Regions from separate parts of the Mus musculus genome. Here region 1 is linked to region 2. Evidence: chromatin contacts called from ENCODE Hi-C or POLR2A ChIA-PET data. All regions are on one chromosome and are shown on one strand. Each heading gives the region's core, a stretch centred on a gene start or an enhancer-like site at or near the end of the contact. The rest is flanking DNA. Distances are from core to core; before and after follow the strand shown.

What was found. Hi-C counts contacts between places; a loop is a spot of excess contacts on that map. ChIA-PET counts read pairs that join two places held with the same protein, here RNA polymerase II (POLR2A).
Region 1: a map of heart shows a loop between it and region 2 (2.7-fold over the local background). The contact joins the promoter of Slc39a14 here to the promoter of Ccar2 in region 2. A Hi-C loop is called at or near these places in 1 of 37 maps with a recorded cell type or tissue (heart). POLR2A ChIA-PET finds 5 or more read pairs at or near these places in 1 of 5 experiments (Patski).

What each region holds. Positions count from the first base shown.
Region 1 is chr14:70,348,560-70,354,024 of GRCm38, forward strand. It overlaps Slc39a14 (solute carrier family 39 (zinc transporter), member 14), which reads right to left and starts at 2,865. Exons shown (of 10, transcript NM_144808.4): 1 at 2,721-2,865.
Region 2 is chr14:70,152,298-70,157,961 of GRCm38, forward strand. It overlaps Ccar2 (cell cycle activator and apoptosis regulator 2), which reads right to left and starts at 1,494. Exons shown (of 21, transcript NM_146055.3): 1 at 1,330-1,494; 2 at 367-460; 3 at 76-167. The coding sequence starts at 424. 9930012K11Rik (RIKEN cDNA 9930012K11 gene) reads right to left here. Exons shown (of 7, transcript NM_001112735.1): 2 at 4,882-5,357; 3 at 4,362-4,502; 4 at 4,119-4,221; 5 at 3,864-3,979; 6 at 3,553-3,656; 7 at 2,108-2,979. The coding sequence ends at 2,871.

The DNA.
Region 1 (5,465 bases), core at 1,615-4,114, 200 kb after region 2:
GTGTAGGGGGGGGGTGGGGGTAGCATGAACCTTTTCTCCTTCCCTGCTCTTTCTGAACCTCTCTTTCCTCCAGAGCCTGCAGGAAAATGAAAGAGCTTTCCCCAAACTACTCCAGCGGTGCTGAGCAGTGACTGGCCCCCTTTCCCAGTGTGCCAAGAAAAAGACAGGACTCTCAGTAAATTCACCAAAGGGGTGTGGGGAGGGGGGCAATTCTCTGGTATTCCCCCCCAAAAAATCTGTCATTAGTAAGCAATGTGACTCGAGGACATCAATTAACCTCTCTGAGTCCAGGATCTTTCATTGTAAAAGCCACTCCAGACAACAAGGCAGCCTGTGGTTCTGTCAAATGGCAGGTGTTACTTTCTTTTGGCATTAAATGGAATAGAGAGAATACATCTGGTAGGGTTGTGAGGCGTCGGGGAAGAGCACATGTGGGGTGCAGGGAAGAAAAGAGGAAGGAGGTAAGAAGTCTTTGAAACCAGGACCCATCCTGTGATTGTGTATCCTACACAAACAGGGGTGGGGGTGGGGGATGGAGAGGACATGGGGTCCTTCCTGGCCATCACTAAGCCTTGAGGAGGAGCAGTCTCAGAAGAAAGAAGAACCTCCAGTAGAACTCCCGTAGGAAAACGCCCATCTTCTCTAAGATTGCCCAATGAGTCTGTGCGCTTTTCCCCTGGTCAGCCACAGAAAAGGAGTCTCCCAGGAGGACAAGGGACACTTTATACCCTGCTAAGGAGGAGACAATCTACCTTATGTCTAGGTTTCCACCGTCCTTACAATCCAGCCTACTTGAGCAGCCGGGACTCAAAACCTCTCAGTCTAACCCACAAAAATGGTGGCACTACTGAGGCGTCAGCCACATTCCAGACATGACCACAACGTTCCACCAGTCAGTGAGAACAGACTGGCTATTGGAGTGTGATGGGGCTGGGGTTTGGACATCTAGCTCCAAAGCCCTGAGTACTCTGCCACTGTGCCTTACCTCAAACAAGCTCCCTTCTCTAAACTACTCCAACCAGCAAGGAGACTCTTGTGTTGCTACTTAATTCCCCACTTGCCACTGTCTGCCTGAAAGGCAGAGTAAGCCTTCTGCCTGCACCCACCACAGTGGCCATTGAGGGGCACAAACCAAACACTGTACGTGGGACCTGGGCCTTTTGCATCAACCCTGGGTTTGGAAAAGAGCTCGGGATAGATCTCCAGGAGCCTCTAACTCTCCTCTTGTCTACATGCAAGGCCAGTTACATAGGCTCTGCCACTTCTCAAGTCGGTTGGTTGCTTAGCCAGCTTCTGGGTTCTTTAATCCCTGTTTCTGCCTCTGCACTGTCCAGGTGAACCACAGAATGCCAGGTGTAGCAGCAAGAAGTGTTCTGCCAGGGTCCTTCTGGAAGAACCCATATCCTGGGTCAGTTCAGTGTCTCTAGTCACAATGATAAAACAGTCACACAAAGAGGACCCATACACGGCCTCCTGACTTTGAACCACTAGCAAAGAGCTCAACTAAGTCACCAATAGAAAGGGGACTAGATGGCTTTTAATTCTAGTTGTCAGAAGTTGTGATTCTGGACATGTTTCTGGCTGTTTGGCCAAGGAGGCACGTTGGAACCCCTCAGTGTTGAAGATTTGTTTTAATAGGTAAGGAGTACGGAATTGTACATCTTTTGGATAGACAATTCAGGCTGGTCTCAGTACTAACCTGAACCAGAATAGTGACCAGATAGTCACTCCGGAGCCAGTTTCTATCGTCCCCTAAAATCAGCACCTCCAGCAAATATATCTATCCCAATGACCAGGGGCTAAAAAGAGCTAATGCTACAATTCCAAAGCCAGGTTACTTCACGAAGAGGGGCCTGCCAAAGTGCTCCTGCCTCTATCCTTCCATTTAGGCCACAGGAAAGCACTCCACCCCTCACCAAACCAAACTGAGAGTTCTCTTGAACGCACAAGCCATGTAACTATTTAGACTACAGATCAGCTTAGAATCTAGGCCCCGGGGTGACAGAAGATTCTTAAAGCTGAACCCACAACCCAGAGAGGCAATTTTCCGGCTTAGAATCTACCTCAGGATCACAAGGTGAGTCTGATGGCTACTTTAGCTATAGCTTTAAAACTCTAAGAGGGAGCAGCCGGTAACCAGACCACCTAATTTGGTCAGTCCCAACCTAAGTGAGCCCAAGAGGCATCGCTGCCGTTAGTCAGGGGAGAATTCAGCGCGGTGCCACCCTTGCGGTTATCCACTCCTGCCCAAGCCAACCAGAAGAATCGGGCATCACTCTCCAGCCGGAGGGTGGTCTGGCGTGGGGCAGGGAGAAGGACACATAGGTTCCTGGGATGCAAGATCCAGACACCAGAGCCCCCGAGCAGCCGCCACCGCAGAGCATCTGATCTACCCATCTACTCCGCTTCCTCTGCGCTCTGTGTCCTGGGGCTCTAGAAAGCTCATCTCAGCCTTTCTGAGCAGCTATCGACCTCCCCGGCGTCCTTCTCTGGTTCACACATCCCGGGCCCTGCAGCTGAAGGGACAGCGCAGTGACCTCCTTCTCCTCGCCACCGTGGCACGGCAATCAGGTGCTACCAGGACTGGGCTCAGGGAGTGCGCGGCCTCCCGAAAAGACTCTGGGTCCTCGGCGTGCCGGTGTCTCCAACCCCCACCCGGTGTCCCCCCTAACCCGGAGGCGCCCGACTTCCCATCCTGCCTGCGCCCGGTCCGTCCTCACCTGAAGTCCTCCAGCCGGCAGTCGGGCCCACGCAGCCTCACTATCCAGGGCCCCCCCCCCAAGGCAGCGGGCGACACAGCTACTGAGTGGGTGCGTCCCCGCCAACAGCCACGCGCCCCCTCTCTACGTCCGGCCCCCGCCGCATGCGCATGCCCGGCCATATACCCTGCGCGTCACCGCTGGGCCCGCCCCCGCCTGCTGCCCCGCCCCGCTCCCCCGGGCCTGCCACGTGGGACCGCCAGCTAACAGCGTCGTTACCCTGGCCAACCTGGTCCTCCAGCGTTGTGCATCCCCGGCTCGCATCCTAGCTCTCTCTAGCTTCATCCACCCTTCCTTGATGAATTCCATCCTTGACTCACGGAGGCCCTGCAGGCTCCGCTATTCTCTGGAAACCTCCCATCTGTCCTTCCTAGCCCCTTTTGTGGGAAACTCACAGCGTGACCTTCCATCCTGTCGCTCCTGAGGGAGAGTGCCCCTCTCTTGGTAGACATTTGTGGTTTTAACACTGTTGATGAATCTAAGAGACTTTTCTGTTTTCTCCAATTCTAAAATATTCTGTAAGCAGGATGGAGCGCTTCATAAACTGCTTTTTTTTTTTTTTTTTTTGCCTACCCCAGCCAACCAAAAGAATTAAAATAACTTGTAACGATCCAAATAAAAGATCATATTCATTTTTTTTCAGAGTTTCGCACCTCTTTCTCACAGTTAATCAGATTCCTAAGGAGCGAGGTCAAGCCTTAGGTTTTGTTTGTCCTGGGAGGGAGTCTCTTCCGCTGTAGGAAGGGCCTATTGTGTTGGATACTGAGCCTTGTATATGCAAATTTCTTGAGAAAAATAAACCACCCACTAAACTCTTATTGTTCTATTCAGCTGGATATTAGGATTATTTCCTCTATCGCTTAACCAACTGTCACCTGGGGCAGGGAGGGCCCCATGGAAGAACCTCAAGTGGCACTGGAACCAGTGAATGGCGGGGGTTTCTGTTCTAGCACAGGGAGTGTGTCCAGCTGGCTGTGGTATCTCTAGATTTGTTCAATAGAGAGATGGCATCTAAGTGCTGGGGAAAGTTCCCTCAAAAAGGAAGTGATAGGAGTAGAACTCCATGTCCCTAGAACAGGTGGCAGGAAGAACTCAGCTCAATGGCAGCTTGCTCTTGCGGGCTGGCTAGAGCACCAGAGTGTGGGGCTGGGGGTTGGTGAGGTAATAGCCAATCCTGGTGGTGCACACCTATAATCTCAGCTACTCTAGAGCCAGAAGGATCTCAAGTTCAAGGCCAGCTGGGGCAATTTAGTGAGCTCCTTTCTCAAAAGGTAAAAGGGGGATTTTTGGTTCAGTGTATGCTTAGACCGCACCAAAGCCATGAGTTCGAGGCCAGCAACCGGTTCTGGTAATGCTCACCTGTAATTCAGCACTGGAGAAGTGGGGACAAGTATCACAAGTTCAAAGTCAGCCTTGGGCCCCTTAATGAATTTGAGACCATGCCTGAACTACCTGAGACCCTTTCTGTAAATTAATAGTGAATGCTTTGCCTAGTGTATGCAAGGTCTTAAGTTTAAAAGATATAAAACTACTGAGGCCACTCAGACTCTTCTGGCCACTCTGTTTTTCTGAAATTCAATTATCTTTACTCTGTAATTACAGTACTCCAATGAGTAAGAGGGAGACCCTGTGATGGTCCTCTCATTTACTTTCTGAGTAATTTTGAGGTAATGATAGCTCTTGCAGAATTGCCTCCCGGGCCCCTGCAACTCTATAATAATGCTGAATATTTGCCTTGGTTAAAGTTACAGTGTTTTTCAGACATTATGTCACCCACTTAAGACTCCAAAGCGGAATGGACTGTCAGGAAAGGTCGGTTCCCCATCAGGCCCCCCCTAGAAGGAATAAGCAGAATAAGAAGCCCACCTAGAGACAAGGATCTGCCATCCCAAAGCTCTGAATAGGACGGGGAGCTTAAACCCTCATCCCCCGGATTCCAGACAGGATGTCAGGGCTACTAAAGCTTGCATTAAGCAGTTGTTGAGGACGGCTCAGGGGGCAGAGTGGGGAGCTGGGCATGATGGCCCATGTTCTCCAATGCTACCACTTGGGTGGTGAATAGGAGAAGCAAGGATTCAGGGCCAGCTCAGCTCCATAGTGAGTATGAGCCCAACCTGGGTTAGGAGAGACCTTGTCTCAAGGCACATAAGCAAACAAACAAAAGCACTAGTGGGAAAGAGGAGTGATGGGCCACCCCACCACAGGACCCATCTGTGTGGCACTGTCACCTGTTTGTGGAACTGTCAAAGTCCACAGGGGCACCCAGAGTTGATAAGCTATCTCCAGCTGATAAGCTATACACAAGAGGAATTCAATTAATCATTAACATAGCTCAAAATCAAAAGGTCCTAAGTCTCTGCATCCGCCCCCACGGGCATTTCTTCAGGAGGCACATCCTGATGAGAGGACACATGCCGACTAGGTCCTGCTAGGACACAACAGTGATGGTCACCATACATAGTGACATCTGGAGCCTGGATTTCCCACCATCACTTGCTTTCCCTCCTCCTCCCCTTTCCATTCCCTTCCGCTCAGCAAGCTTCTTGATTGTTCTGAAGTACATTTGATCTACTCTTTCAGACTTTGGAAACCCTTATTTATTTATTTATTTATTTATTTATTTATTTATTTATTAAAAATACTTGATATTTATTTTTTTAAAATACTTGAACCCTCTGTAACTCCAGTTCCTGGGGGTACTGACCT
Region 2 (5,664 bases), core at 244-2,743:
ACAACACACAGCAGGCATCCAAACATACTAGGGTCGCCCCAAAGGGAAACTCGCTAGAAAGAGCACCCAACATACCTGAAGGTGCCTGGCATTTTGGGACAGGTCTGTGGCCACAGGAGGAGTAAGTAGACCAGGGGGAGGGCCCAAAAGAGATGTTGAAGCTGCGCCTATGGGGACAGAGAAGCAATCTCCAGGAATTGCACCTACTACCCGAAGCACTAGAAGATAGCCAGAGGATCTTATAAACCCAGAGGTCTAGGTGGCTCCAATCAGCTACTCAGACATTCAGAAAAACACCCAAGAGCCATAGTTTTTGAAACTGAGTCTCGAGCATGTTCTGAGTGTAACCAGTAAGGAGTTAAGCACCTGAGAAGTTGCGTCCCCCTGGAAGTGGGTTGATCCTCTGCCGCTTAAACTGGGACATTTGGAATACTGTCCTTTCAAGGTCTTGGGGGGAAACCTTCAATCAAAACAGAAAGAAGTTAGCAGCTCCAATGGAAAACTTCCATCTATTGGGGAGGGGGAGGGGGGATAGAAAATCTTAAGTAAAGCTTTTAAGGTGAAGAGGTGGGTCCTAAAATGGAAGAATGGAGAGGATGTAGAGGAGATGAAATTGGTAGTAACGTTACTCCAGTTTGTTCTCACAATAACCTAGTGGTGGGTGCTAGTGACATGCTGGTTTACAGACAAGGAAACTGGAGCTTTGAGATCCGGAGACTTGCCCAAGGCCACAAAACCAGGTAGTGACAGAGTGGGACTCACACCCAGGTCTCCCAACAACTTAGCACTCCTTTCACTATGTCACTGGCACCCCTTAGAGAAGCTGGAGGAGTGAGGGGCTGGAAGAGCTCCGGTGACATTCATTCATTCAAAAACATCCGCCAGAACACTCCACGCAGGGCCGGGGCAAAAAATAAAAATAAAAGGTGCGAGTAGCGGGTTGGTGATGCGGGCCCTCTCCCCGGAAGCCCGCCAGGCGTCTTTAGGACCCGCTGGTGGGAAGGGAGCTGTCCAGCCGGCCCTCGCCAAGCGGCCTGCACGCCGCTCCCTCCTCCTAGGTCCCGACCCTAGGCTCCGGCCTCCGCAGCCGCCTGCGCAGAGCTTTCCGGGCCGGGCCACCGAGAAGCCACCGTGGGAGGTTCACGGCGCGAGGTTTCTCCTCCTCCCGCCCGCCCCCAGGGCCGAGGCCGTTGCCAGGGCGACGGAGCTTGCAGTCCAGAGGGGCTCGGCTCTTTCCGCGACTGGCGCATCTTCGCCGTTCGGACCCCGCAGCCTCGCCACCCGAGAGAGACGGAGAGGCGGGGGCGCAGCAGGAGGCCCCCAACCCACCTGCGGGCCAGGGCCACGACACCAGGGGGACAAAGACACCCGGAACCACCGCAGCCGCCGCTGCCACCACCACCGGAAACGCCTCTCCGGAAGAGAGACCACTGGTCGGAAGCTGCCACTCTCCCGGATATGGTACCTCCCTCTTCTCCATCGACCTCTCCCTTCCCCCACACCAGCCTGCCATCCCGCTCCAACTGTGGAACGGAAGTGCGCCTTCCCAGATCCGATAATGCCTTCGGAAGCCGAGCTCGGTGGTGTCCTCTCTCAAGTGTCCCATCAGAAAAGTAAGCTCGAACCATTGGTTCCAGGTCTCAAAATGACTGGAACTGGACCCACTCCCACAAACACAAGGAAGGGGACTACCACTTACACACCCTGCTGTGCTCTACTAACCCCCAAGACTACAGCAACAAAAGAAGCAGGGCCTCCATTGGCTAGAGGAGGAGCGTGCCTACTGGGGGTCCATTTCCAGGGGATAGTCTTCTGACTAAAGCCAATGACCACCCCACCCCACCCCCATCCCTATTCCTGTCCTTTTCTTGACTGCACCATCAGCAAGGGGTAAGCATATCCGAAATCTATACCCAGACTCTCAAATATGAAACGTACACGATCTTAATGAAGTGGCTCTATCCAAAATCTTGCCAGAAATGTGGCTATTTTCACAACTATTAACAGTGAACACACACACACCTTCCTTTAACTTCTGGCCTCCCATCTCCCCACTCCTGTTTGCCTCCAGCATCACACCCTTCCCAGGTCATTTAACAGTCACAGCACACATTGAGAATGTTTAATGTTACTTCATCCTCCTAACAAGCTTATGAGGTAGGTAAGGTGGGTATCATGGTCCCAAGTAGGAAGCTGTGGCTCAGAAATTAAGAGACTTCGCTATGGTTAAACTCCAGGATAGAACACAGCATCTTAGAGTTGACCTTGCAAGTTATGTGTTGTTCCTCTCAATGTTCTTGACCTTCCCCCCATCCCTCATTCAGCCTTCAGGGGCTGTACTCCAGAGCCGTGACTCACTACAAAGGTACCCAAGGCAATGTTGTTCTTGGTCCTAGGGCTGCCGTCTCAGGTATGAGGAAGACATTAGAAGTCCACATTAGTAACTGTTCATTGTGGAATGAAGATCGGTGCCATCCTTCCAGTGACACCCCAAACACCAACCCTTTGGACGAATGATTCCATCAGATGGGGCAGACGGAAGTCCAACAAAGATTGCATAAACTTACATCTGCAACATGCTGACACACTCCCATACTAAACATGCTCTATGAGCACCTGATAAATAAGTCAATTCACATTGCCTAAGCCCAGAGATTTCTGATGAGGAGGAAGAGCCCTGGAAGAGTGCTGGAACTGCACTCAGGAACCTCTTGGGGATCCAGGGCTCCTTGCTTCGATGCTTAGAGATGGATTTGGCCTTCACCTTGAAGAGGAGCAAGCACCAATAGCTTTTCTTGGCAGTGCAGAGAAGCAGCAGTAAGCCAAAATGTGAGGGACTTCTTCCCAAGGTCACCAGGTACACCAAGAGGTCATACAGAAAGATTTTTTGCTCGTGGCTTCTTAACCACCAATGCTGGTATAAAGGTCTTCCGTTGGGAATGGCACGGAGTCCTGTCAGAGAGGTTTCTAAACTCCATCCTATAGAAAAGCAAAGGAAAGTTAGACAAGAAGAGAAAGAAAACAGACAAGAAGCTTTGCATACCTCCTGAGGAGAAGCTGCCAACCATGACAGACAGACTTCACCTACAGTAAAATACTTTGCCTGTGTGTCTACCTTACCAGCCCCTAAATTTCAGTGGTAAGGAGTGAGGGCTTGACACGTGAGGATGAACATGCCGCCCACAATCTGGTAGTGGCTTCGGGAAAGCCACTGTTCCCAATCTCATGTCATCTTCTGTCTCTTCACCAACAAATAGGGCATATTTTTGTTTAGTTGGGTTTTTTTTGGGGGGGTTGTTTTGTTTTGTTTTGTTTTTTTTCAAGTCAGGGTTTCTCTGTGTAGCCCTGGCTGCCCTGGAACTCACTCTGTAGACCAGGCTGGCCTCGAACTCAGAAATCTGCCTGCCTCTGCCTCCTGAGTGCTGGGATTAAAGGCGTGCGCCACCAAGCCCGGCCAAATGGGGCATCTTAACTACAAGACAGGACACTACCAACATCCTCGCCCAGCAGTCTCTCCCCACTGCCTAAATCTAAATCAGGCACAAGACTCACCTGGATCCAGAACCATCAGGGGGAACAGGAGGCTCAGGAAGTCGAGGGCTCCTCCAACGGAGCCGATTGAGCAGAACTTTGACCTTATCCCAGTGGGAGAGATCCTGCTGAACAGAGAATAAGGGCTCATCTTATTATAGTACATCTATATACTATACATCCCTAATGAAGCTACCAGGAACTTCACTGCCCAAGCAAATCACCTGCTCCAAACAGCAATCCTGTCATTTCCCTGTCATTGCACTTACACATTCCCATGTTCCCCCACCCTGCACCATTCTACTACCTGCTCCACATATATCCATCACTACCTTGGGTTCCTGGGAGGGTGGAAGGATGTGGGTTGGTTCCAGCAAGGCCTCTGGCAGCCTAGAGGGGCTGGTGACAAGCACCCCCACTTCTGGAAGTGAAGCTGCCTCTGCACCTTCTGAAAGAGAACTACATCATCTGGGGCCAGAAACAAGCAGGAAGCAGCCCCACTAAGCTACGGTTTAGGGGTCTGCTGATGGGACCCTGGGCAGGCACATAGGCAGCAGAATGCAGAGGAAGACACAGTTGCCCCTTACCTGGGTCCTTTGTCTGGCTTAGCTCCTCTCTGTGCTCCTGGACCCTATTGTCTGGGATATGTGATGATGAAAGAGCTGGAGCCAATACTTCCTCCTCAGGATCCTGAGGCAGGCAAGATGGAACAAGCAGAGACTCACTCGAAAGCTGAGGCTGTTCAGAAGGCATTCATGCTCCAGGGGTCCCACCCTCCCCCCACTTTCCTCCCTAACTGACCTGGCCACCTGCACCTGTACATCACTCACCCTAGAGGGTCTCTGGGTCTGCAGCTGCAGGTACAGCTGCTGGAGCCTCACCATCTGCTCCAGCACAAGGCACAGGTGTTCCAGATAGCGCAAGCCCTGACCTGGAAGGCAGGTACAGGCTGCAGACTCCATATTACCAACCTGTGGGACACGTTAAGGTAGGAAGACCTTCAGAGTCAGCCAAAACTCCCATTCTGGGTAGTCAGGCTGCACTGAGCCAACAAAATGGAACACAGCAGACAAGCCAAGAAAGACACACTTGGCTGGCTTCCCCAGTGGCCAGCTGAGCATGTCACCCATACCTGTCTGCCTCCTCTGTGGGGGTGGCTACATACTGCTGGGTGCGAAGTGAGACAGAAAGCAATGACACAACCATCAATTAGGGACAAGGGATGCCCCACCCCGAGAGAGCTCCAGGGAAAATGGGGGGAAGGGTCCCCATGAGCCACACCTCAGGGCTTTCTCCACCCCACCCCACCCTGCCCCACTCCACTGCACTTTAGCCAAGATGAATACTCGCCTCCTTTGCTTCTTCCAGACCAGCCTCTAGCTCAGTGTCTGCCTCCGTGGACTCCTGTTCTCCTGCAAAGATGGGCACTCCATCTACAGGCTTGTTCAGCAGTTGCAGGGGGCCACGCTGCGCAGACAAGCTGGGAAACTCTCGAGATCTCTCCAGCACCTCCTCCAGCTTCTGTCTGGCCAGCAGCCGGTCTAGCTGAGCAGGAGGCAGCTCAGGGCTCCCCATGGGCTCAAGGTTCAGAGAATCTTGAGAAAGTCCTGATAAGGTAGCCAAGGAGCTGTCCCCAACAACCATCTCCATGCCCGAGTCCTGGGAAGCCAGTTTCAGAAGTGGCATCTGTCTCTCCAGACCTCTCAGCTCATTCTGTCCCTCCCTGAAGTCCAGTGAACATTCGTGAGTGTTGTCTGGTATCCGTCTGTAGGTGCAAGTGACTCCTGGCACCACACAGCCTTGTGCCAGGTCCTCAAAGGCCCCATCTGTAAGGAGAATCCGTATCAAGCTGGGCAGGATGCCCTCAACGCCTCCAGCATTCCTAGCACTCAACAGCATTCCCTTGAGGAGGTGTGTCCTGTACCAGTGGTGAACAAAGACACAGGACAACCCCATCCCCACTGGGATAAAGTTCCAGCCTTGCTTGGAAGATGTATAGATAGGGTTCTTATAACAATTGTTGACAGCCAACAGAAACCTACACTTCCAGCATGTGGTAGGCAAAGTCCTTGCAAGTCATGACAAACAGCAATGCAGATAGCTTAAGAGACCCTTAACTAAGATTCACCTGAA